Linked DNA regions of Homo sapiens: region 2 is linked to region 1. A link is an interaction called in ENCODE POLR2A ChIA-PET data of the cell type or tissue named here. Cell type or tissue: Panc1. All regions are shown on one strand. Each heading gives the region's core, and the rest is flanking DNA. Links, peaks and the distances in the headings are about the cores only.

Region 1 (2,918 bases), core at 270-2,769:
CCCACATCTTTATAAATAGTCCCTTGATGAAATTCTCAGATTACCCATTTTGAAAGTGCCATCTGTTTTCTGCCAGGAACCTGGCTGATACACTTGTCATAAAGAGAAAGTAATTGACAGTGATAATACAATTATGCTATTACGTTCTAACCAAATGTAAAAAGGGATGAATAATTTTTATATAATGCTATAGAATGAGCTTCAGGGAATATTAGTAAAAAGTGAACAAACCATTAAAAACAAAGTGCAGAGCAATGTTTAGACTGCAAGAGAGAGAAAAATAAAAACATGCACATGTGCATTTGCTCACATACCCAAAAAGAAGCAACTGAAAGGTAAAACTAAAAATTAATAGAGATGGTTACCTTAGGGAGAGAGAAAATGTTGTTGATAAAAAGCTAGTGTTCTCTGATTACTTTGTTATATAGTTTTAACTTTGGAACTATTAAGTGTTTTGTATAATTAAATTTACATTAAAATAACATAAGCTATTGATTGGCTATACAACGTTCTTTTGCACCACAAATTCCAGGAACATAAAGATAATGGGTAAAGGTCACATAGTGCAACTTATGGTAACAGTTTAGGTTATTTATCAACTAGTCTGGAAGCTTTGGTGAAGGAAAGAAAGAAAAAAATGCCTTTAAACAATTGTCCCTGGAAAATGGGAGTGGAAGGGGGTGGGTGTCAAGACTGTCTCATACTCATGGTCTCTCACAGCCTGATAAATTTTGCACACTCCACATTCTTTGGACAGCTCTGAGCTACTTTTCTTTCTCAAGGGGAAGTTCTTCCTTAAAACATTGAGGAAGCATTGTTAGAAATTGAAGATCAACATTTTGCAGCCCCTAAGAGTAATGGGTCAAAGTAACGATTAAGGAATGAGAGGTCGATGAGGAACCATGTAATGGATGGGCCAGGACAACAGTACTTGAACCAGTTCAATAATCTTGATAGTTTGTTTGGAGGTTCTAGCAGGGGAGTGCAGCTGTTTGTACACCCTTGACTGAAGACCAGTCCAGCTCTGTCTGGGATGGTCATCCTCTCAGACCTAGCACTCAGCTTCAGGGGGACGTGCATGGAGTGGTGAGGAAGGACAGGGACACCTGCCTAGCCAGCCAGAGCAGCCAAATCAACCCTGGCGGTCAATGAGGTGACACATATCGTAGCCAGATCGTCCTCACATCCGAATTCAATAATCTTAACATCACTAAGTGTGGGACAAAGAGACATCTTGTTCTTCATGGTGTGATGTAATAAAATGTGCACACCATGACATAGGAAGTACTTATGGCAAAAGAAATTAACCTGAGTGTAACTACCAGTTTATGGGAAATACAAAGGAATAGAGAAATGTGTCTAAAAACACAAGAATTAAATCAGCCAAACCAGAATATGGTGAATTTTGCAAGACAAATAACATGATTTCTTCAATAAATGAATGGCATGACAAAAGGTGGGGAGTGAAGGGAGGATCTCTAATAGATTAAATGAACCATAAGAATAAAGTGTAGGCCGGGCGCGGTGGTGGCTCAAGCCTGTAATCCCAGCACTTTGGGAGCACTTCAGGTGGATCACCTGAGGTCAGGAGTTCAAGACCAGCCTGACCAACATGGTGAAACCCCGTCTCTACTAACAAATACAAAAATTAGCTGTGTGTGGTGGCTGGCACCTGTAATCCCAGCTACTTGGGAGGCTGAGGCAGGAGAATCCCTTGAACCCGGGAGGCAGAGGTTGCAGTGAGCCAAGATCGCGCCATTGCACTCCAGCCTGGGCAACAAGAGTGAAACTCTGTCTCAAAAAAAAAAAAAAGAATACAGTGTAAAGCACGAGCTTCTTTGTAGCCTGATTCAAGGCAACTAAATTTAAATAGGCATTTTTCAGAAAACAGAAAATTTGAACACAGACTGAGTATCGAATGATATTAGGGGATTACTTTTTTCTCCTGTTTTTTTAGAGGCCTTGCCTTGCAATGTCGCCCAGGCTGACCTCAAACTCTTGGGCTCAAGCAATCCTCCCGTCTCAGCCTTCCATAGCTAGGACTACAGGCGTGCAGCACCACAGATGGCTAATTAAGGAACTACTTTAATTTTGTTAGATGAGATGAGGGCGATGTGGCTATGTTGAAAAGAAAGACCTTATCTATTAGCTATAGATACTGAAATATTTATGGGTATCATGATATAATATATGGGATTTATTTTGAATTACTCCTGGGAAAAGGTATGTGATGGGGGTGGGTATGTAAAATAAACTGATAGAAGGTTGATAGTAATTCAAGCTAGGTGATGGTCCATGGAAGCTTAATTATATTATTCTCTTTGGGGTGTGCTTGAAAATATTTATAAAACAATATAACAATATCAAATTAAATTAATGCTATTAGGGCCAGTCATGGTGGCTTATGCCTGTAATTCTAGCACTTTGGTAGGCTGAGGCGGGCGGATCACTTGAGGTCAGGAGTTTGAGACTAGCCTGGCCAACATAGCAAAACCCCATCTCTACTAAAAATACAAAAAATTAGCTGGGCGTGGTGACGGGCGACTGTAATCCCAGCTACTCAGGAGGCTGAGACAGGACAATCCCTGGAACCTGGGAGGTGGAGGTTGCAGTGAGCTGAGATCACACCCACTGCACTCCAGCCTGGGCAAAAGAACGAGATTCCATCTAAAAATAAAATAAAATAAAATAAAATTAATTAATTAATGCTGTTAGTTGTGAGGGCTCTAGGAAAGATTAGCAAGTGTTAGAAAGGTGTTAGCAACTTATTAGCTCCAAACTAAGACTTTCTCCTCTTTATGATCAGAAGCCTTGGAAAAGGCTATTCTTTATTCTTTTTTTTTTTTTTTTTTAAGACTAGTCAAGTGCAAGTGCAGGCCAGGCATGGTGGCTCACCCCTCTAATCCTAGCACTTTGGG
Region 2 (2,918 bases), core at 257-2,756, 62 kb after region 1:
CATCAGGCAACGGTGGCAGGCAAAACCAGCCTGTGTCATGGCAGAATAGGTTAAAAGCCAACATTACAAAACTGAGACCATTTTTGCAGAGCACATTCCCAAACTATGGGCAAGACCAACAGCAGTAAAGTCAGCTTTTTATTGAACACATTATAAAACAGGTTTAGTAAAAAGACCAAAGCCCATGTCATCATCAGACTCCTCAGATTCTTCTTTCTTTGCTTCCATTTTCTTCTCCTCAGCTGAAGCAGCAGCAATGGAGGGGGCAGGACCTCCTGCTGGTGCAGCACCAGCTGCTAGAGCAGGTCCACCAGCCCCTACATTGCAGATGAGGCTTCCAATGTTGACGTTGGCCAGGGCCTTTCCAAACAAGCCAGGCCAAAAGGTTCAACATTTACACTGGCTGCTTTAATGAGGGTATTGATATTAACCTCCATGATGATCACCTCGTCATCGTGCAGAATGAGGGCCAAGTAGACACAGGCAAGCTCGGAGATGGAGGCCATGGCGCGGGCGAGTGTGGGGCTGACATTGCCAGAGGTGGTGCTAGTCACTGGATGAAGTGATGGCCTCACCCCAATGTGGCCTTAGCTTCCTCGGAAGGACCAAGCACCTTGGTGGCAACTGAGGAAAGGGCAAAGTATCATTTTTCACAATGTCATGATTGAACAATTATTTAACTTCTTTTTGCTTTGGTTTCCCTATCTGTTGAAATGAGCTGTTTGAAGATTAGATTAGTTTTTTTTTTTTTTAAGACAGTCTCATTCACTCTGTCACCCAGGCTGGAGTGCAGCGGCACAATCTCAGCTCACTGCAAACTTCACCCCCTGGGTTCAAGCGATTCTCCTGCCTCAGCCTCCTGAGTAGCTGGGATTACAGGCATGCATCACCACACCCGGTATTTTTTGTATTTTTAGTAGAGACGGGGTTGTACCATGTTGGCCAGGCTAGTGTTGAACTCCTGGCCTCAAGTGATCTGCCCAACTCGGCCTCCCAAAGTGCTGGGATTACAGGCCTGAGCCACTGGGCCTGGCCTTAGATGAGGTCTTATGTATATTTTATTCTTGTTTCTTTTTTCCTTATTGGGCTTTGAATTCCAAGTGACATAAACCTGAGTCTGATTCTGAGCTCTGCCCCCTTCCAGCTATAGGCCAGTCATTTAGCCTTTCTGAGCCATAGTTTCTACATCTGTAAAAGAGTTAATACTTCATAGAGTTTTTGTAAGGATGACTTGAAAAACTGTAACTAGCACTGTGACTGTCACATAATGGGTGCTTGATATATATGCTATTTATTCCTCTTCTAAGCCACAGAAAGTGAGGACTTCTAATATGTGGTACCAGAGTGTGCAGCAAAGAACCTTCTGCAAAGAGCTTTGGCTGCAGATGTTCAAGATTTGCCATGGACTCCAGAACTCTCAAATCACTTGGAAATTTGTCTATGCAGCATTATCTGGTGTCATGCCTGAGATATTGAAGGAAAAGCCCCAGCCTTTCAGGGGTTTCTGAGAAGAATATGCCCCTTTTCTGTATTCATAACTGTATCTTCTTTCTCTGGGCAGTATTGAGAGTGGGTAAAAGAACATGGACTTGAAGTCAGAGAGTCCCAGCTTCTAGCCCTAGCTATGTGACCAAGGGCAAGTTGTTTCCCTCTCTGAGCCTGTTTTCATACTTGAGAAATAGGAAATAGGGATGTTGTGAATATTAAATGAGATCGTTCTTGGAAAGAATATTAGCAAGGTACCTGGCGCACGGTCAGTGCTCCACAGAGTCTGAGGAGGTGATGTATTTGCCAAGAGACAATGCCAAAGAAGGGAGGAATGCAATTAGGCATGTCTTTCTAAGCCAGTAAAGGGCCTCTTTGGATCTTTGTATGATTTTATTTTATTTATTTATTTTAATTTTATTTTATTTATTTATTTTTTGAGGTGGAGTCCTGCTCTGTCGCCCAGGCTGGAGTGCAGTAGCACAATCTTGGCTCACTGCAACCTCTGCCTCCCAGGTTCTAGCAATTCTCCTGCCTCAGCCTCCCGAGTAGCTGCAACTGATTACAGGCACCTGGCTAATTTTTGTATTTTTAGTAGAAGTGGGGTTTCACCATGTTGGGCAGGCTGGTCTCAAACTCCTGGCCTCAAGTGATCCATCCGCATCAGCCCCCCTAAGTGCTGGGATTACAGGCATGAGCCACCACACCTGGCTTGGATCTTTGTATGATCTTTGCATGGTAAGGAGCAAAAGGCAAAGAGGTTAGCAGTTTTTGGGGAGGTGAATTAAAACGTGGATACCTCATTTTCAAAACCTCTTGTAAGGCTGGGTGAAGTGGCTCACGCCTGTAATCCCAGCACTTTGGGAGGTTGAGGTTGGAGGATTGCTTGAGCCCAGGAGTTCAAGACCAGTCTGGGCAACACAGTGATACCTTATCGCTACAAAAATTTAAAAAATTAGGTGGGCTTGGTGATACATACCTGTGGTCCCAGCTACTTGGGAAGCTGAGGTAGGAGGATCACTTGAACCCAGGAGGTTGAGACTGAAGTAAACTGTGATCTTGCTAGTGCACTCCAGCCTGGGTGACAGAGCGAGACCTTGTCTCAAAAACAAGAAAACCCCCCCAAAACACCCCTCTCATATACCTACCTACAAGGCCTAATGTATTACATCCCTTTTGTTTTAAAGATCAAAATTTCTATATTATAGTTCCTCATATCACTATTAAAATCTATACCTAACACTAATTAAAATAATAATATGGGCATTTCTATTTTTTTTAAAATCACACAGCCAGGCATGGTGGCTCACACCTATAATCCCAGCACTTTGGGAGGCTAAGGCAGGAGCACTACTTGAGGCCAGGAATTTGACATCAACCTGGGCAACAAACTGAGACCCTGTCTCTACAAAAAAAAAATTAGCTATGTACAA

The links. Peaks named below come from ENCODE experiments on the same cell type or tissue, not always from the same donor. Only the 100,000 strongest peaks of a DNase experiment are listed, where the experiment ranks them.
Region 2: POLR2A ChIA-PET joins it to region 1 with 5 read pairs; 14 of 35 experiments call an interaction of 5 or more read pairs at or near these places.

The regions. Positions count from the first base shown.
Region 1 is chr5:151,703,391-151,706,308 of GRCh38, forward strand. It overlaps the pseudogene RN7SKP232. Among named protein-coding and RNA genes, the nearest start is that of SPARC, 18 kb to the left of the region's middle. In Panc1, for the core only: no CTCF peak of the experiment used is centred there; no DNase peak of the experiment used is centred there; H3K27ac peaks cover 2,500 bases.
Region 2 is chr5:151,765,734-151,768,651 of GRCh38, forward strand. It overlaps the pseudogene RPLP1P6. Among named protein-coding and RNA genes, the nearest start is that of G3BP1, 4.8 kb to the right of the region's middle. In Panc1, for the core only: no CTCF peak of the experiment used is centred there; no DNase peak of the experiment used is centred there.